Linked DNA regions of Homo sapiens: regions 1, 2, 3 and 4 are each linked to region 5. The links are chromatin loops, found by intact Hi-C in ENCODE. Cell type or tissue: heart right ventricle. All regions are shown on one strand.

Region 1 (4,000 bases), 120 kb after region 5:
TAAGAGTTTGGCTTGGAACTGGTGCAGAGTGACTTCTGCCCTTTGTGTTGGTCAGAGCAGGGCACAAGGACAGCCCAGCTTCAGAGGAAGGAGAAATAGAGTCCACCTCTTCCCATGAGGCCAGAATACATCATACAGGCAGGAAAGGCATTTAGAATCCTTTCTGGAGACTTCTATAGCCAGCAGGTTCCCAGCTTAGTGTCTGGGGGGTCTGATTCCCTTTCTGCTGAAAGAGTGAGAAACACTCTCTCCGGCTCCCAGGGATCTCTGTTTCCCTCCCAGGGTGTCCCTGTTTGTCTCCCGCTGGAAAAGGAAGAAGGAAAAGAACTGTCCTTATTTCTTCTTTCTTCTGCCTACATCAAAGCAGGTTTAAAAAATTAGAAATTAAGAATTTATCAGTAAGAATGTAGTAATGTTGATTTAGGAAAACAAAATGGCTTATAACTGCAAGCCATCCTTATGTAAATGTTAAAGCTGATGGATCTAGACCAGAAGGGGTCCAGGGGTCTTTGTCTCGGAGAGGCCCAGATCACAGCTCTCCAAGGTCCATGCGAGAGGAATAGTAAACTGAAGCCACACGGCTGCCGTGTATGCAAAGGGAGCCTGCAGGGTGAGTTTCGTAAATTAAAGCACCTCTCGGTGTAGACACACACAGACTGACTTCTGCTTGGTCACAGCTTCCAAGCCTCAGGGTAGGTGCAGGCTGAGGGACACCAGGTGCGAGCATTTTCTGTTTCTTGTCATGGCACCAGTGTCGTTCCTGTCACCCACGGCACTGAGCTCTGCCCTGGTAACGTCCCTCCCTCCCTCTTAGGCTTTGGCCACCTGCATTGTTGTGCTACTGGGTCTCCCTGCTAAAGGTTCTGCTTCCTGGTTCCTGCAAGAGCAGATCTCAGTTTTTCTGTTGTGTTGTTTTGTTTTGTTTTGTTTTGTTTTTTGTTTTGAAACAGGGTCTCTGTTGCCCAGGCTGGAATGCAGTGGCGCCATCTCAGCTCACTGCAACCTCCATCTTCCAGGTTCAAGTGATCCTCCCACCTCAGCCTCCCACATATGTGGGATTACAGGCATGTGCCACCATGCCCGGCTAATTTTTATATATTTAGTAGAGGTGGAGTTTTGCCATGTTGGCCAGGCCCGTCTTGAACTCCTGACCTCAGGTGATCCACCTGCTTCAGCCTCCCAAAGTGCTGGGATTACAGGCATGAGCCACTGTGCCCGGCCAGATTTCGGCTTTTCTAAGCTGGCCTTCCAGCCTCTCCATGCATCTTGCCCACCCCACTCCACGGCACAGACCTTTGTTCCAGCCAAACGAGTTCTTCTCCCTCTCCACACTGCCATATAAAAAAAAAAAATCTGTGAAAATCCTCCTTCAGTACCCAATTCAAGCACCACCTCTCAGTGCATTCTGATGTTTGGGAACATAGAAATGTTAAGACCCATTCTTGAAAAATATTTCACATCTGTGGATGTTAAGGTCACACTATTTCATTTGTTTCAAACAAAGTGAACGAAATTTCAGAGTTGAATTTTTTAATCTTCTCAAACTTATTTTTGGCTTAGAGCGGTCTCTAATCAAATGGTTTTCATCTGATGGGCAGGGATCTTTCAGACCCTCTCACTGCATGCAGGATACCCCTCGTGGACTGCTCTAGACCAATCCCAGGTGCACGAGGCTTGGGGCAGGAGAGGCTTCTTTGTTTCTGTAGGAGCCCTTTGCGGGGAGGACATTTTCCTGTTTCCTAACATGTCCCTGTTCCCTCTCTTTGTGCCCGGTTTATTCAGCAGACGTGTTTTCAGCATCAAACAGATGCCAGGCTTGCTCCTAGCCCTGGGAACATAGTCACGAGAAGTCCTTGGCCCTGTCTTTGCAGTGGCCCCATCTGGAGGGAGACAGGCTGGCACAGAGGGTAGGGTGCGTGTCCTGGGGCTCCCCTAGAAGCAGGCGCAGTGGACAGAGATGTCTCAGAGGAAGGGAGCTGGGTCTGTCGCAGATGGGTGCTTCAGAAAGATCGCACCTGAGACAGCACGGAGGATGCGTGTGGGTGTCAGTGGGGAACTGGGCAGGTAGAATAAGAGGAGTTCAGGAATCACTTCTACCCTTTGCAGGAACTGTGCTAAATATTGCGGGCTTTAAAATTAAGTAAGACATTGGCCTATGTTGAAATACAGCAAAAACGTAAGATGGATTAATGAACGAGTAAAAGATGGATGAACAGATGTGCGTGTGATCAAGCAGATGGAGCACATTGCTCGTGGTCGAATCTGGTGGTTGAAATGGGTGTTCACTGTAGAATTCTTTCCGTTTTCCTAGATGCTTGAAATTTTCCAAAATAAAATATTGAGAAAAAAATTCGTGCAAGACCAAGTTCTCTGCCCTCGAGGCATTTACAGCTGCAGGCCTTGAGGAGTTTCTTTGGTTCCTGAAGGGCTGCTTGCTCACCACGAGCAGTGTTTGCACAAATAGATGCGCTTCTTGTTGCCTGGCTCCATGGCTCCTCCTAGAGCATTGTTTTCTTATTCAGGTTAGTTCAGTGTCTAATTCTAATGGGAAAATTGTTTTTTCTAGGTTTATTTATGAAACAGAGCATCATAATGGCATAGCAGAGTTACTGGAAATATTGGGAAGGTAAGCCTCTGTTATGGGTAGCAAACGGCTGTAGATGGAATTTATACCAGAGTGATCCATTTCATTGAGTCCAGCTGCCCGCTTTAAAGCAAGGCAGTTTAAACCATTCTCTAAAAGAATTCAAATACAATTTCACTGAAAGCAGGAGTTGGTGAGCTCTTAGATTAGAGCACGCCAAATGACAAATCTCTCCCATTTTTATGGTTCTGTACGTAGATTCTACTTCGTATACCTCAGTATCATTACTATGGAAACACAATTCCAGTTATTTCCTCAAGAGCAATGTTAAAAATAGTTAACCTAAGAAGGTTTATATTAGAAGCTTGAAAGAAGAATAGATTGTACATTTGGGGTATCATGTAAATGCTAATATTTTTAATTACTTCAGTTTTTTATATGTATATTTATAAAATAATTAACATTTCAAAACTTTCATCATCTTTATCCAAGTAAAGTTTTTAGTTGCCCTTTTTTTTTTTTTTTTTTTTTTTTCTTTTTGAGACTCTTGCTCTGGCACCCAGGCTCAAGTACAGTGGCACGATCTCGGCTCACTGCAATCTCTGCTTCCCTGGTTCAAACGATTCTGCTGCCTCAGCCTCCCGAGTAGCTGGGACTACAGGTGCCCGCCACCATGCCTGGCTAATTTTTGTATTTTTAGTGGAGATGGGGTTTCACCATGTTGCCCAGGCTGGTCTCGAACTGCTGGCCTCAGGTGATCTGCCCGCCTCACCTCCCAAAGTGCTGAGATTACAGGCATGAGCCACCACGCCCGGCCACTTTTATTTAATTGATAACCCGTAGATTTTATATTAGACCTTCTAACCCACTGTTTCCCAGAGTTCCTCAGGGTCCCATGGTTAGTAAGTGTGGAAGTGCTTTTTCCTGCACCTTTTTAGGGATGTAGTGTAGATGGGCAGTTCCGGGTTCTCAGGAGCCTGTGGTGGAGAAGTCTGGCACTCTGGATGGATCTAGTGACGCTCTGCAGCTCCTGAGCACAAGACTCTCTTCTCAGGGTGGATCAGGTCCTGCCCAGTAGTTCTGAGAAAAGCTATTCTTGCCACTTTAGATGTAATTTGAAAAAATGTCCTCGCTGACAATTCTTTTAGTTTAGACAAACTTGGGCGGGGTTTCTCCCTCAGTGCAGTGCAGTGAGTGGTGAAGAGGATGCCTCTCTTACTAGATGTGTGACCATGGGCAGGTACTTCTGTAAGATAGGCGCATCCTCGCATTTCCCTCCTAGGTTGTTGCAGGGACCGGAGCGCTGTATGACATGTGTTCCACAGCCCGCCATGCCGTGTGCGTAGGGCCCCCGTGTGCATAGGGCCGCCGGGCAGCTCCCGCCGAGAGGCTGATTAGTTTTATCCTTCTTCCAGA
Region 2 (4,000 bases), 110 kb after region 5:
GCTCTTGCTGTGGAGGAAGCGCGAGGTAGATTTGTGGGAAGAAGGCTCTGCTCTCCCTTACCTCTCTTCACTGCCGAGCACTCATTGTGTGCCAGGGCCAGCAGGAAGATATTAAACCAAGGACTTCCCGGCCACCCAGTCATACTTGAGATAAATATTCCAAAGAAAATGTACAGCATCATAGAAGAGCTTAAAATTAGGGGCCCAATTAGGACTGTAATTATTTTGCAGCTGAGACGTAAAGGTTTAATGAGACATTTTTCACAGTTTCCAGGTAATTAATTGGTGTTGCAGTTAATAAGGTGACTGATGCGTGCTTTTCCCAGGATCCATTTACTCTCAGCAAGTGTTTGAGGACCTCCTAGGTGCCAGGCACAGTGGTAGGTGCTGGGATTGCTGTGCATTTATGTTCTCTAGATGATAGCTGAGTTCTGGTGCCATGAAAGCAGATTCAAACTCACTTTACAAATGGGGAAAGGGGTAGTATCTCCCTTTAAGACTGCTACTACGATTTTTACTATTCTACCTAAATTTTAGGTTAAGTTCATTGAGTTCATCAAAAATTCAGTTTAAGATTGTGTCTGCTTTATACATTGCTCTGCGAAGTTCCATCTTTGTAATATGATCTCATTCCACATCAAAGGTTCCTCCGTTTTTTCGGGCATTCTTCAGTGCCTTTTATTAGAGTTTTCTGCTTTCTCCATCAAGGCCTTGTAACTAGGTCAGTAATTCCCAGGCACTTTGTAGTTTTTGTGTCTGGGTAGCTGGAGTCTTCGTCTCTGTTTCTTTTTTGTATTTGCTTAATTGTTAGTGGAAAGGTGGTTGCTGTTGGTTTCATATTTTTGATATTTGCATGTGGTAGTCTAGTTGTGATGGTCTGTCTGTTGCTTCTGTTTTCCAGCTATATCATTTGCAAACAAATGACAATTTTGTACTTAAATATATATATATTGCGAAGGGGCTTAACACTTTCTGCCCTTCCCAGAAATGTATCTCTTAGCAATATGACTCGTAGAACCTAACAGTTCCATCACAGGAGGAAGTGTTCTGCAGTAACTGTAATTTGGCCTTTGATGGATTCATCTGTTATAAATCCTGTTGACATGAATAAAACAGAGAATAAATAACAGAATAACCCTTGTGGTTTTGAACAGAGAACTGTAAATAATCAAACCTTTCTTTCCTGTTGCCTCTAAAGTTAGACTGTCAGCGGTTTTTTTTTTTAATGTATCCCTTCATGTCTTAAAATTTTTATATGTTACACTGCTGCAGTTATGTTACGGCATAAATATTCACTCATTGGTAATGAATGATAACACATACAGAAAGGCTGCATGATATTGCTGAATTGTAAGAATTTTCCGTAAAGTTGCTTCTTGGGCCATTCTAGTTTACATCTAATTTAATAAATTTAGCAATTTGGAGAACATCTGCAGGACTGATGTAAGTACTGAAAGTGGAAGTGTCAGGGAGGCAGCAGAAGCAGGTGCTTCCTGATATTAACCAGAGACGGTCCTGGCACAGATGGGGCCGTGTGAATCACATGCAGACATACGTATGCACTCACGTGCGTGCCATTATTTTCATGTGGAGGTCAAACAGTCAGAAACGTTTGGGAAGTGCTGTGTAATGCTAACTGTTCGTGCATAATGTTTTCCCATTTAGTAAGTGCTGTTGCATGTGTTTTCTGTGATTCTCACCACAGCCCAATGCAAAAAATAAAAAAAGGATTTACGCTTTTTTTTTTTTTTTTTTTTTTTTTTGAGATGGAGTCTCACTCTATTGCCCAGGCTGGAGTGCAGTGGTGCAATCTCGGTTCACTGCAACTTCCACCTCCCAGATTCAAGTGATTCTCCTGCCTCAGCCTCCCGAGTAGCTGGGATTACAGGCACCCACCACCACACCCAGCTAAGTTTTGTATTTTTAGTGGAGATGGGGTTTCACCATGTTGGCTAGGCTGCTCTTGAACTCTTGACCTCAAGTGATCCACCCGCCTCGGCCTCCCAAAGTGCTGGGATTACAGGCATGAGTCACCGCGCCTGGCCTTTACCCTTTCCAATGGAGGAGAAAATTGAGGCTCAGGCAGGCTGTTTGGTCTGAGGTCCTTCTTCTAGGTGGGAAGAGGGTGTAGAGAGACTGTTTCCATGAGGCTGTGCTGCCTTTGTTGGGCAGCGTGATTCTGCGTCTGTGCCTCTGGGTGTGCGCTGGATCCGTAGGTCTCATTTGAGAGATCACAGTGACCCTGTGTGCTGCCCAGAAGACCCGGGACTCCTTAGACCTCAGAGCTTCTTTGGTGTTCACTGCATAACGTTGATGTCTTCTCTGTTTCCTCAGACCGGATCCATGCATCCAGGTAGCATGGCAGTGACATTTGCACACAGACATCAGCACCCCAGGTTTCTGTACCTGGGGCTCCTGCCCCTGATTCGCCCCTGCAGCTTTTGTGTTAAGAAATGTTGCTAGGTCAGAAACCCAAGAAGAATTTGAGGTGATAGACCGTTGGCCCTCTGTTCCTTCCCCCCGCCCCAGTATTACTTTTTACTTAACCTTTTCTAGAGATATGCACTAAATTAATGCAATGTAATGTGGTAAGAAAGGTGTGTAGAAGTTAGGAGTGCAAGTTTTTTTCCTTACACATGAGAAATGACTTTCAATCAATCAGAATTGGCCTGGAATGAACCTTCCCGGACCTAGGTCGGTCATCAGTCAAGGACGCTGTATCAGTCTGCTCAGGCTGCCGTAAGAAAATACCACAGGCTGGTGGCTTAAACCACAGAAATGTGTCTTCTCTCCATTCTAGAGGCTGGAAAGTCTAAACTCAAGGGTGTAGCAGGGTTTGTTCCCTGCTGAGGGCCTTTTCTGGCTTGCAGACGGCCACTGTGCCCTCCCATGGCCTTTGCTCCGAGCAAGTGCAGAGAAGGCGAGTGTGAGCCTTCTACCATCCCTCCTTACAAAGACACTAATCCTGGAGGGCCAAGGCCCCACTTATGACTTCATTCACCCTTCATTATTTTCTCTGAGGACCCATCTCCAAATCCAGCCACACCAGGGTTTAGGTCTTTAACATGAATGTGAGGAAGGGAGGCCACAAGCATTGAGTCCATGACAGACACTGAAAAGAGGACATTGTGTTCAGAGCAAGCCATCTGAGTCACCTTGCAGGCCCTCAGCTCAGCATCAAGGATTCAGTGAGTGTGCAGGTGTTTGAGACGGGGCCTAGCTGCTGGGCTGACTGTCACTGTGCGGGAGAGCTTCAACTGGAAACCCTAATCACTAGCTTTCCTGCTAGTAGAAACCACCAGTTTACTTAGGAATCTCAGCTGACTGGGTGCCTCAGTCAGGGCTGTGCAGAGAAACAGCAGGAGAGACAGAGATTGAGATCTCAAGGACTTGCCTTCTGCAGTGGGTGAGTCCAGCGGGCAGGTCTGGACTCCGTGGACAGGCAGCGGGCACGAGACTTGGCCGTGGTGGACACTGCAGGCCGCAGGTGGACTCTCCTCAGAGAAGCTGCAGTTTGGGTCTCACAGGCCTCTCAGCTGACTGGTTGAAGCCCCCACATTCTCAAGAGTGATCGCTACTTGAAGTCCATTGATTATAGGTGTTAACCACATCTATAAAATGCCTTCACAGGAACACCCACAGCAGTGTTTGGACAGCTGGGCACTGTGGCCTAGCCGGGTTGACACATACGGCCAGCTGGCACAGTCGGGGACATTTTACTTTTTTTCAGTTATCGCCTTTAACCACGATGGGTGAAATCACACTTTCCTGTGCCTAAATAACATCTTAGGCAAGTTGGTTAACTTCTTAGTCATCCCTGGTCACAGAAATCCAATCTAGGTTAAAGCTTTCATCTCAGACCCTCTGCAAATGGCATCTAAGCCGCACCCCAGGCAGCCTGGCCAGGGAGGGACATGCTGTGGGAGAGGAGGGGAAGCAAGGGTGGCTCCGAGCCCCTCTTGCCCGCCCTCCCCCGGGGCTTTGAGCAGAACCCAGAGCA
Region 3 (4,000 bases), 160 kb after region 5:
ACGCCAGCAGTTCTCGTTTTGTTTGTTTTTCAATCTCAGTGAAATGGCTCTTTGCTTTCGAGTTCTCACGCAACGTACTGGGCAAATGACAATCCTCAGCCGCTGGTATTTTCTAAGGGGTCTCTTCACTTTGATGAGTGACATGAACACCGTGTCTCCTTCTCTTGTGTGTACCTAAAGCCATATTTCCAAGTCTGTGGTACTCCAGGATTCCAGGAGTAAGCCTGTAGAAGAGATTTATTTTAAAAGAGATTGCTCTGAAATTTATCTTAAAAGAGCTTGCTCTGTCTACCTTGACAGAAATTGGAGTTTTAAAATTATGTGTTAATATTTTTATTTGCAGATTTCGTTTCCGTCAACTTAAACATTGTTGCCCTTCAACAAGGCTCTTGAATTAATAAAATTATAGTCTCTAAGAATTCCACATTTTATGGAAAGTTAGAGCAAAATCATTTTGAGTTAAGCCAGTTCTTAGCCTAATGCAAACTGCAGCGCCTTTAAGCATAAAGTAACACAACAGCATTGCACGGGGCCGGCACTGCCGCTGCCTTCACTGAAGGCTGCAGTGCTGTTCTGAGAGCTTGGAGGAGGCACCAGCGAGGATGACGTTTAGTGGAGCTCTTTCTGTTGAAAAGAGCTCACGTTATCAACACCTTGTAAGGAAAATACAGTGTCTGAGTTTTCATCGGTCTTCACATGCTGCTATATATTCCACAGAGTTCCTTGCATGTACTGAGCTTTTGTTTTAGATGGAATAGCACAAGGAGAAAAATCTTTAAACTTAGTGCTTTGTCTATTCTTTATTTCTCTCAGGGTGGCCAGTATTTTGACTTATTTATCCTGCTTGAAAGCTACTTGAGATGTGTACTGCTATTCTAAACACGTGATCTAGTTTCTTTCATCTCTGGCATAAGATTATATAACTTAATGTTAAGTGTCTTGAGGCATAAAAGACAAAATGTGGCTTATTTTAGGATCTGTTTTTTCATCGAGGTCTCGGGTATCCTTTCAAAGATAGTGAGAAGCAGACACTGCTCCTTGTGCAGCTCTGGTACCTCCTGCCCACTGCTGTCACTTCAAGCCACTGGCAATGCTTCTGTCCTCGTGTCTTGGAGGAAAATCACCTGGGGGGAGGGGACTTCTTGTGGTAAGAGCAAGTGCAGGTATGAAATGCGAAGATTGCCCCAGCTAAAAGTGGACAAGTCCGCTTTGTGAGATGAATACTTCCTGAGAAACTTGACAAGTATCTCTCCATTTTACCATTATGAAAACTATCATTAAAAAAAACAGTTTAGATGCCTTCTCCTTTTGAGGGAAAAAGGGTGCTTTTTATTGTATAAAGCAGCGTCTTATGTATTTTGATATACCATTGTTTGAACTTCCGTCTTTAGCTGATAGATTCTCAAATATCCTTGATTTTGGATGTTCAGTATGTTTGTGAGAGAGGTTTCTGGGAAGACTCTCTTTTTGCCCTCGGGAAAAAGCAAAATATCAATGTTTGGGTGACTGTGTAAAGCTCAGTGTGTAAGAACATCTTTTTGTCTAGGTTTTCTTTCTGCTCTTTATTGAAGACAAACACTCACCAAAAAGAAAAATAAAAGTTTTCAGAGAAACTAATTTTCTTTGGCAAGAGTATTACTTAATATTTTGGCCTCCTAAAGTTTCCCTAGTTAGTACTCGGACTCCTGTGCTAATTGTCAGCTTACATATCATTGTATAGAGACTGTTTATTCTGTACCAAACTGATTTCAAAAGTACTACATTGAAAATAAACCGGTGACTGTTTTTCTTCATAAAGTTCTGCGTTTGGCATCTTCACTCTTTCCAAAATGTATCTGTACATCAGAAATGTCACTATTCCAAGTGTCTTTTTAGTGTGGCTTTAGTATGGCTTCCTTTTAATATTGTACATACATTGTATCTTTGTTTTATGGTAATAAGTAATAAAAATGTAGACTTCATATTTTGTACAAAATGTCCTATGTACAGAATAAAAAAGTTCATAGAAACAGCAAATATAGGTAAGTGGCACAATTATTTTTCTTTAGAAAATATCTGTAACTTTATGCATTAGTGAAATGTTAAGTACCGACATATTTTTTAACATTTTGTAATTCAAAACTTTTTGTTTTGACATTGTTTATGAAGAGAAACTTCATACACTTGCCATTTAATATGCTCTTTTATCTAATTTTCAAAAACTCTAAAAAACGGTGTATCATATGGACTAAATAAAGAACATGTGAATTTTATTGCTCATCATGAAACTAAATTTAGCCATGGTGTTGAGCAAGCTGGCTCTGACGTTATCGGGTTCCCGTTAGGTCAGGGCCGCCCACACACAGGGACGCTGACTGCAGAGGGGCTGGCCATCTCCATCCAGCCCGCCTGGAGCGCTGGCTGCGCCAGATGCTAGCCACAGCTGTTCAAAGCTAAGTCTATCCACTGATTTTTTTACTTACTTAGTGGAAAAGGCAGTGTGACTTTTTATAGACCGCCTCTTGGTTTGGTTTGGGTTTTGGGGCTTTTTTTGAGTAAGAAAAGGTGAATCAATACAATTTATAGAAATGAAAGTCTTGAAAATAGGGAATTGCTGAAAGTATGAATTTAGGATCCTAGTTCGCCCACCTCCTCCTCAGTGGAGAGATCATTATCCTCGCTGATGCTCTTGCGAGAAGCCCATGGAAACAGGACTAAAGTGTTATCTGCTCGTGTCGTGGTTATAACCTCACCTCTCCATAGCTGCGTGTGGTCAGCACGCCGGCTGGCGTGGGAGGGCAAGCTCTGTGCTTAGCTTCCTTCTCTACCCAGTGGCGTCTGTGCTCCCTTCGCACTGACAGAGGTGCAGACGCCGTCACTCTGCAGCTGGGGGCACGTGGACGAGGCTGAGACCCAGGCAGAGTGTGGCCTTCGCCCAAGGGTCCGGTAACTTTGCTGGCTGTTTCGAAGAACCGCACATGCCCCACTTCCACCTAAAAGTGGACTCGCCAGCCAGAAGACTTCACATCCTGCACCGCTACTCACGTCGATGTTTCCGCAGACTAGATGCTCGCCCGCTGCGGTCCTTATCCCTCATCTTAAAATTGGAGGAAACCTGGTGTTTAGTAACTTCCTACAGCACGAGAGTTCGAGAGGACTCACTCACAGAGGCATGCTGCGATTTCAGCCCAGCTGCATGCTGCTGCTATTTTGGGGTAGCAAGAAGCATAAAGGCAAAACTGTACTGGCTTCGTGTCTCCTTCCGTGAGGGTTGGCAGCACCCATCAGCAGTAATGACAAGGAGAACTCATATTTCTTAGCACTGCCTTTATGCCAGGAGCTGTGGTGGGTGCCTCATTTCCCTGGGTTAATTTACTTAGTTCTCACAACCCACCAAATAATTTACTACTATTATCCTCATTCACAAATGAGGAAACTGAGGCACACAAAGGTGAAGTCACTTGACCGAGGTCACACAAATATTGAGTGGAGCCAGGTTTCGACCCAAGCAGTGTGGCCTGGGGTCCAAGCCCCGACCGTCATGTTACATGGTGGAAATGCCTTCTAGATGGGCAGCATCATGGGTGACGGTGAACACAGGTGAGGGCCTGGGGACATGCCCGCAGCACCACGCCAGGCCATAAGGAACACACCCAGGTGGACAGTGTGAAGTTACGGTATTGTCAACCTAAAGGAAGAAACTGAGACAAATTAATATAGGGAGAGGCCAGGCCCCACGGCTCATGTCGGCAATCCCAGCTACTCAGGAGGCTGAGGTGGGAGGATCACTTGAGCCCAACAGGTTGAGACTGCAGTGAGCCGTCATCTCACTACTGCATGCCAGCCTGGGCGACAGAGCAACACCTTGTCTCAAAAAGAAAATACAGGGAGAGAGCTTATTTGGGCCAAGGTTGAGAGCTGCGGCCTAGGAAACACTTCCAAGTTGCCTTGAGAAATGCTCTGGGGGAGAAAAAGAGAGGCTTCTGCATTTAAAGGAAAAAGGACGGATCAGGAAAGGGGC
Region 4 (4,000 bases), 72 kb after region 5:
GTCAGTCCTCACCTGAGGAGGTGGGGCGAGGAAAGGGGGTTGCCCACGGTCACTGTGGTGTTGGTGTTCTTTTTGAAACGAAACCTTCCAGTCGCAGACACAAAAGCCGTAGAGAGTAAGGCAGAGGATCGGCCATGCTTCTGGGAGGCAGGGGAGGGGAGCACCTGTCAAAGGGGACCCTTTGAGGCCAACTGGGGCAGTGGGGCCAGGTCAGGGAGCAGGGCTCCAGGGCCAGGTGGACAGCCAGGAGGCTGGAGTCGTGCAGTCCCTCACAGGCTGCCCTAGGCTTAGTCTGGAAGGTGGGGAGCGCCTCCTCCTTCAGAGACCACTGAGCTCTCAGCTCCCCATGGAGCTTCTTGGCACCTGATTTCTAGTGCCACCTTTTGCGGCTCCTGTGGAGAGTCCAGCTCACGGAGGCCCCCCAGAGCCCTCGTTATACCTGCAGGTTCCCCCCACCAAACCCTGCTGTGTCAGGAAAACAGAAGTTCAGTGGCAGCGCAGACTTATGGGTAGAGAAGGGTCCCCTGTCTTTCAACACTTACCCAAACACTAGAATGTTACTCATTTCCATGAATAATAAAAATATCAAATCTTTAGGTGACGTATCTTCTCCAGTGGAAAAATGAACCTTTTAGCTGGTAAACCTCTTGAATAACCGGCCAGCCATATTACAGTCGTGTTACTTAGGGAGTGTGATATGATGGGCCCTTTGAGAAAGCGATCGAAAGCCAAGGTTTCCGGGTGCAGCCTGCCCCCTCAAGTCCCCACTGAAACAGGAGGAGAGGGCAGGAGCGCCCGTGGGCTCTCAGTGGCTACGTTGCTTGTTGGTTTGCTTTCCTGCCTGGTGAGCGGCCACTGGAGCATCCTGAGGAAAGGGGAGTGAGGAGCAAGCTGGGGTTCGGCCCCAACCGGGGTGCTCTGCGTGCACTCATCAGGGTCCCCACCCAGGTGTGCTGGTGACAGGCATGAGGGTACTGTACTGGGGAGCTGTGAGTCACCACCTGAGGGGCGCCTGCTTCTATCCCAGAATCATCCTCCAGGTCATGCATCTATGTCCAGCCCTTCCCAGGTGTGGTCAGTCCCCTGAGAGCAGCGTGGCCGTGGTGCCTGCTCACACCTGGCATGGGTAGACCAGCCTTAGCTCGGGAGGGCATGGATGGGAGTGATGTGTCTTTTTTCTTTTTTTTTTTTTTTTACTTTATTAAAATACTGAGTTTTATTTCGCATGTATTTTTTTTATCTCCCCACCATTTCCGTGTCTGATCACCGCTACTACTATGTCCTATCATACTTACTTAAAACCATACATACTTAAAACCAAGCAGAGAGTGGAGTTCCATCTTTAATAACTAAACAGGCATTTTGGGCTGGGCACAGTGGCTCACACCTGTAATCCCAGCACTTTGGTAGGCCAGAGGGGAAAGATTGATTGAGCCCAGGAGTTCAAGACCAACCTGGGCAACACAGCAAGACTCTGTCTTCTACAAAAAAATAAAAAGATTAGCCAGGAGTGGTGGCATGTGCCTGTGGTTCTAACTGCTTGGGAGGCTGGGGTGGGAGGATCGCTTGAGCCCAGGAAGTTGAGGCTACAGTGAGCTGTGATCACACCACTGCACTCCCGCCTGGGTGACAGAGCAAGACCCTATCTAAAACAAACTGGCATTTGGGAACAACATATTCTTGGCAATGGAACCTGGACAGCATTGATCAAACATGGTAGGGAAAGTTCTCATTCTGCATTATAAAAAGGACTGCCAGATATCAACTGTTAGAGATACGAAATAAGATGGAACATTTTTAACTGTTTATTTTCTTAAAGAGACTTCCTGCCCTGCCAGAGATCTTGAATAGCCCCCTAGTCAGTCATCCAGAAGCCATTCACATAATTGATTTTCTTGGCTTCCACTCTGAAAAGAGAACCACCTTTTGCTATACTTGGCTGCATGTTTGCTTTAATGTCTTCTGCAGAACTAGGTTCTTCTGGTGTTTTAGGAGTATTTTCCTATTTTTTGAAGGATTCCTGACCTTTTCTTGACATTGGTGACTTGGAGTCTTTTCCATTCTGGTTTGATTGTTGTGCATGATTGGGTAGAGTATCTCGTATAGATTTCTTCACTGGAGATTTGTCTTCAGTTTCCTTATCATCATCATCATCATCTTCAGCAACAGCAAATTTTACTTTTTTCTGTGGAACCTTGCTGCCACCTCCAGGGGGAGATCGCTTTCCAGATATTCTGAAGAGTTTCACATCCTCCTGTCTCTGACTCTGCATCTTCCTCCCCAGCTACTAAGTGCCATCCATTGATACACACGGGCCCTGAACCACACTTCACCCACAACGCCACAGGTGGTGGTATTTCATAGCCCAAGGGAAGCCCTTGGCTGTACAGATGTTTTCAAAGCCATCAGTGTTACCGTAATCGGACTACCTTCATCATTCATTGCCTCTGCTTCAACAATGCACAATTCATCCTTTGCCCCTACGATCATTCTTAAAGATAGCTAGTGCTCATTTTCATCATCATCCATCTTAAAGTGATTATCTGTTTTTGGTGTTTTTTTTGTTTTTTTTTTTTTTTTGAGTTGATGGCCAGGTGAGGTGGAGGCCAGAACGCAAAGTAGGTTAATACCAATACCAGGTAACTAATTCGAATCTTAGAGAGTGGAACGGTGGGTATTTGACAAGTTCGAGGAGGCTGGCAGCTTGCGGGAGGGGCCGGAGCGGTCTGGCACTGGTTTCTCTCTGTCTCACCTCCCCAGAGATTGGACACACACGTGCACACAGTTCTGATATCGTGGTTTCTGGCACGTGACATGGTACCCGTGTTGCTCTGTGGCCCTGATCCCCCGGCTGCCCCTGCAAGGCTGGAGCTCCGGCAGCACCGCAGGGCCCGGTAGGTCCTGGCACACAGGCCGCATGCTCATTGGGTTGTGTCTGTCACCGACCCTCCCTGCTGTCATCCCCGGGCTGGACGTCATTTGAAGGAAGAGCCAAGTTTCAGCAAGAGTTCGTGTCTAGAAGGAAGCACTTGAACCTCCTCTGTCTGAGACATGGAGAAAGGAAGTAGAGAACATAAAAAGGGCCTGGAAAAGTGTGTGTATTTTCAGTGTATCTTTTTCACACCTCTACACTGCTTTGTCTGCTGGTAAACATATTGAAGGTTCTGGAATCAATTTCAAGATGGAATTGAAAAGAACTTATTACATCTTCTTGTCAAATGTTAAGAGCTGTTACTTTTCCTGAGACAGTACCTGCCTTTGTTCTTTGGATAAATGAGCTACTGCATTGTTGGAGCTTCTTGTCACCAGGTGCAGTAATATTGTTAACATTCAGTATTTCACCAGTCATGCTAGTGAAAGTGGAAGATGAAGCGATAACGGGCTGCACGAAGGGTGTTGAGCATTTAGTAATCAGTGCCCTGGGTGCCTGTTCTCCCCAAGGCTTTCTAGAACTAGAGTCCTATGTGGGAAATATGGCCTGTATCTGGAAATAATGCTGTGCTGGATTTATATCTTTATCCCTAGGAGTTTGTTTGACCTGTCTCAACCTTTCCCTGTTTAAAAAAAAAAAAAAATTGAATCTTCCAATTCAGCTAACACCGTTGAATTCCTCTTGTTGCCTGCAGCCGGAGTGAAGGTTCATTCTGAATGTGCATGTGTGTCCACAGGAGATTTTACAGCTGAGGAACCTGAGGCTGAGAATAATTTCATGACTTTACCATGTTCTGATTTGGCAGAGTCTGAACCGGGAGTCAGTTTGTTCTTCCATATGACTCCCTTTACTGAAAAATTCACTGAAGAGCTTTTCCGAGGAAAGCAGCCTCTCCTGGCCTTTGCCTATTTCAGCCTGACTTCTCTCCATCCGGGGCGCCTCTCCACTCCACTCCACCCCACCCTTCCCCACCCATTCCCTGGTAGAAGCTGCCAGTCTTCATGGGCGGAAAGCATGAATGAACTAGAATTTAGCTTCAACCACTGCCTTTTGAAATGAAAAATATCT
Region 5 (4,000 bases):
CTGGGATTACAGGCGTGAGCCACTGTGCCCAGCCCCTTTCATCTTTTTAGCTCCAACTCAAGCTCATCTATCCAGAAACTTCAGCGAAGCTGTTTCTCACCATCTTGGACTGTGTGTCTTCCATATTTTAAATGCTTATAGCAATTACTTACTAGACCAGCGGCTGGCTGTATGCAGTTCTGTGTCATGTACACTGTGTTAGATGACCTTCGTTCCCCTGTGACTTGCCTTCCTAGCTAGATGCAGTCCTTGAAGGCATCAGTTGAGCTCGAGTCTTCTTTGATCTTGCCATATATATTAGGGCCTAGAGTCAAGAAGTATTGAGTTGGTGGGTTTTAAAAGTACTGAAAAGGAGACCTTGAAGTCAGTTAGGTTGCTGATTTTTCTGATACTGTAAATTAGCAACAACAATAAAAAACTTGTTTATTAAGAGGCTTATTTATCACTTTTTTGATCCAATAAGGGAACTCTAATGTAGAATTTTTATTCAGTGTAATTCATTTTAAATAAATAACAGTATACTAAAGCAGAAGATTATGGTACTTAGGTTTTTTTCTAATGTCTTGGGAAAATTTTAAAAAGTAGAGTATTTTGGTTTTTTTCTTAGTTTTCTTTTACATATTCAGTGGAAAAAAGTGTAGTCTCATAAGATCTTGGTTAAAAGGTCAGTGGTAAAAAGTATAGCCTCATAAGATCTTATTTTAATTAAAGCACTTCAAAATAAGATTTCCATTTAAATACAGTTATGCATCACTTAATGAGGGGGTACGTTCTGAGAGCTGTGTTGTTAGGCAATGTTGTTGTTTTGTAAACATGATGGCATGTGCTTAACACAAACCTAGGTGGTAGTCTGCTACACACCTAGGGCATATGGAATAGCCTGTCACTCCAGGCTACACACCTGTACAGCATGTCATTTAACTGAACCCTGTAGGCACCTGTAACACAATGGCAAGAATTTGTATATCTAAACATAGAAAAGATACCATAAAAATATGGTGTTACAATCTAAGGCACCACCATCATTTGTGCAGTCTGTTGTTATCTGAAATGTCATTATGTGGCAGTGACTGTAAAGGTTTCTCTGTGATCTTTTATGCTTTGTGTTTCTTAATTTATTTTGGGAATGTTTCTCAGTAGAGCATAGCTACATATATATTTAATATGTTTTATAAGATAGGGTTTGTTTTGAGCATGTCTTGTTCTGTGCGAGCACTGTGTTGAGGATTGAGGAGATAAAGACCTGTTAGGAACTGAAGTAGTGGCTGTTTCCATCATTTTTGAAGTGTAGCACCTGTTGCTTCTGGACATCCAGTGTACTTGGGAGTAACTTGGCCCCCACTCAGTTAGATCTTATTGTCCTTGAGTGGATGGGACAAGATGGAACCCATTTCATGTAAAGAGCCACCTGGAGCTTTGGGTGAGAAAATCAGATGCTTTAAAGCGTCTAGGGAGACACGGGCTTACCATAAAATTATGGAGTTCCAGAAAGCACATTGGACCCTAGGGTGTGTATCATGGTTAAAGCCAATAGATAAGATCAGCATTCCTCTCCCTCTTCAGTAAAAGCTTCGCTACGGTATATGCAATTCTAGAAAGAGCTCATCAAGCAAATGATATGAAATCTAAAATTTTCCAGTTCAAGAAAGAAGCTCAAAGTTCCTACATTAAAGCAACAGCAGGGTGAATGGCAACTTATAGCCCTGCCATGTGATGGTGGAAAGGTTTCCACCTGCATCCTTAGCGGAGCTGAGTGAGTCAGTCTGCCACCAACATGAAATGCGGTGATGTTTTCCTAAATCACAGGGAAGATTCATCTGGAATATTTCAATTCGAAGATGGGTCTCCAGTGTTTCCTTAAACACTGGGTACCTGCCAAAGGGCAGGGCACAGCGGTGTCTGGTTTAGCACAGTGTCCTCTCTAATCACCTCACACGTTCCTATCAGTATGTTGTTTTAAGCAGAGACTCTCCAGTGCTCCTGCAGTGAAGGAAGTGCTGCTTCCCAAATCCAAACAGCGTTGTCATCTTCATGTTCTCCACCTGGGGGAGTGAGAGAACAAGCCTAGAAATTAAGCTCTCCAGAAGGGGAAAAAAATGCTTTATTAAGGGCATTTGGCTTTTTCTTCATCTCGTGTGTGTGTGTGTGTGTGTGTGTGTGTGTGTGTGTGTGTGTATTTTTTTGAGACAGAGTCTCACCCTGTCGCCCAGGCTGGAGTGCAGTGGTGCGATCTTGGCTCACCACAACCTCCGCCTCCTGGGTTCAAGCTATTCTCCTGCCTCAGCCTCCCAAGTAGCTGGGATTACAGGTGTGTGCCACCACACTATCTTGTATATATTTCCTTAATATAAGATTGAGCAGCTGGGCACGGTGGCTCATGCCTGTAATCCCAGCACTTTGGGAGGCCCAGGCGGGTGGATCATGAGGTCAGGAGTCAAGACCAGCCTGGCCAAGATGGTGAAACCCTATCTCTACTAAAACTACAAAAATTAGCTGGGCTTGGTGGCAGGCATCTGTAATCCCAGCTACTCGGGAGGCTGAGGCATAAGAATTGCTTGAAAACCTGGGCGGCAGAGGTTGCAGTGAGCTGAGATCACACCACTGCACTCCAGCCTGGGTGACAGAGTGAGACTCCATCTCAACAACAACACAAAAATGGCCCCCAAGAGATTAATTTCAGATACCCTGCAGCCTGCAGGTGTTAGCTCTGACCAAGGGCTGGCATGGCCCGGTGGTAATATCAAATTACTAAGGGGCTCTGAAGGGGTTAGACCTGCCCTGGCCAAGATGTTTGTTGTTTGCTGCATATGGCTATTTTAAATTTAAATTTAAATTAATGAAAATTAAAATTATGTAAATAATTCAGTCCCTCAGTTGCACGGGCCACATTTCAAGTGCTCAGTAGCCACATGTGGCCAGCAGCTACTCTGTTGACCAGCAGATGTGGAACATTTGCAGCTTCACAGAAAGTTCTGCTGGACAGAGCTACTTCAGACCCTACCAGTATTTTCCAAAATAATTCTTATGGGAGTGTATTTAATTTAATTGAACTTATTTTGTTACCTATCAATCTTCTTAATATGAAATATCAAATTTAAGGTTAAATTTAAAGGAAGAGAAGACTTATATTGGCAAAAGAGAAGGAAGTAGATAAAATTAAGGAAAGAGGAGGGCAAGAAGAAGAGGGAATGCATGGTGAGACGAGAGGGAGGCCCTGTCTACTGCTTGGTCTGTGGTTGGCCTACACCTGATACCCACACGAGAAAGACTCCATTGCCCATAGGAGCGGGACTTGGACAGACCCAAGAGCAGTCACGACCTTTTGTCCTCCTAGTCTTTCTTTATAGACATTTTCTCTTATTTATTTATTTATTTTGGGTTCAAAACACAAAATTTATTTTGGGTTAAAAAATAAAGTAATGCGGCTGGGTGCAGTGGCTCACGCCTGTAATCCTGGCACTTTGGGAGGCCGAGTCGGGTGGATCACCTAAGATCAGGAGTTCGAGACCAGCCTGGCCAAAATGGTGAAACCGCATCTCTATTAAAAATTTTTTTTAAAAGCCGAGTGTGGTGGCATGCACCTGCAGTCCCAGCTATTCAGGAGGCTGAGGCAGGAGAATCCCTGAAACCCAGGAGGCAGAGGTTGCAGTGAGCCAAGATTGCGCCACTGCACTCCAGCCTGGGTGACAGAATGCAACTCCGCCTCAAAAAATAAATAAGTAAAAAATAAAGTAATACGGAAATCAAGGTTCTCCCTTCACCTTCCTCCCATTCTCAGACCTGCTTCACAGAGCACAGCCACTTTGTCCTGCTGATTATGAATGGGGCCACTGTCCAGAACACGGAAGCTGTGCAATGTGGCAGAGGCTGGGCTCTGGAGTCAGGTCCCCCTTCTGTCCCCTGGAGGGATCATACCCTCTCTCGGTATCATGTTCCTGTTTATCTTGGCCGATTTCTCTGACATTGCGGCTTCCCTCCAGGGGATTCCTTCATTCTCAGT

What was found. Hi-C counts contacts between places; a loop is a spot of excess contacts. Peaks named below come from ENCODE experiments on the same cell type or tissue, not always from the same donor. Only the 100,000 strongest peaks of a DNase experiment are listed, where the experiment ranks them.
Region 1: a loop joins it to region 5, with 3 times the contacts of the local background. A loop is called at or near these places in 46 of 110 quality-filtered maps.
Region 2: it touches region 5 in a loop (2.9-fold over the local background); 29 of 110 quality-filtered maps call a loop at or near these places.
Region 3: it touches region 5 in a loop (3-fold over the local background); 10 of 110 quality-filtered maps call a loop at or near these places.
Region 4: a loop joins it to region 5, with 2.9 times the contacts of the local background. A loop is called at or near these places in 36 of 110 quality-filtered maps.

What each region holds. Positions count from the first base shown.
Region 1 is chr14:101,887,671-101,891,670 of GRCh38, forward strand. PPP2R5C (protein phosphatase 2 regulatory subunit B'gamma) reads left to right here. Exons shown (of 16, transcript NM_001352913.2): 8 at 2,567-2,626. Among named protein-coding and RNA genes, the nearest start is that of DYNC1H1, 75 kb to the right of the region's middle. In heart right ventricle, a CTCF peak has its summit at 2,500; no DNase peak of the experiment used is centred here; H3K27ac peaks cover 139 bases.
Region 2 is chr14:101,875,204-101,879,203 of GRCh38, forward strand. The region is part of intron 4 of PPP2R5C (protein phosphatase 2 regulatory subunit B'gamma); the gene reads left to right. Among named protein-coding and RNA genes, the nearest start is that of DYNC1H1, 87 kb to the right of the region's middle. RefSeq lists a silencer at 828-897 and enhancers at 1,218-1,287, 3,506-3,655. In heart right ventricle, no CTCF peak of the experiment used is centred here; a DNase peak (open chromatin) is centred at 1,538; H3K4me3 peaks cover 549 bases; H3K27ac peaks cover 4,000 bases.
Region 3 is chr14:101,925,726-101,929,725 of GRCh38, forward strand. PPP2R5C (protein phosphatase 2 regulatory subunit B'gamma) reads left to right here. Exons shown (of 16, transcript NM_001352913.2): 16 at 1-2,252. Among named protein-coding and RNA genes, the nearest start is that of DYNC1H1, 37 kb to the right of the region's middle. RefSeq lists enhancers at 2,364-2,864, 2,865-3,365. In heart right ventricle, no CTCF peak of the experiment used is centred here; DNase peaks (open chromatin) are centred at 2,346 and 2,940; H3K27ac peaks cover 3,553 bases.
Region 4 is chr14:101,841,579-101,845,578 of GRCh38, forward strand. The region is part of intron 3 of PPP2R5C (protein phosphatase 2 regulatory subunit B'gamma); the gene reads left to right. It also overlaps the pseudogene NPM1P20. Among named protein-coding and RNA genes, the nearest start is that of PPP2R5C, 82 kb to the left of the region's middle. RefSeq lists enhancers at 2,110-2,259, 2,900-2,999. In heart right ventricle, a CTCF peak has its summit at 2,245; a DNase peak (open chromatin) is centred at 2,270; H3K27ac peaks cover 2,645 bases.
Region 5 is chr14:101,769,090-101,773,089 of GRCh38, forward strand. All of the region lies in intron 2 of PPP2R5C (protein phosphatase 2 regulatory subunit B'gamma), which reads left to right. Among named protein-coding and RNA genes, the nearest start is that of PPP2R5C, 9.4 kb to the left of the region's middle. In heart right ventricle, a CTCF peak has its summit at 2,015; a DNase peak (open chromatin) is centred at 1,949; H3K27ac peaks cover 622 bases.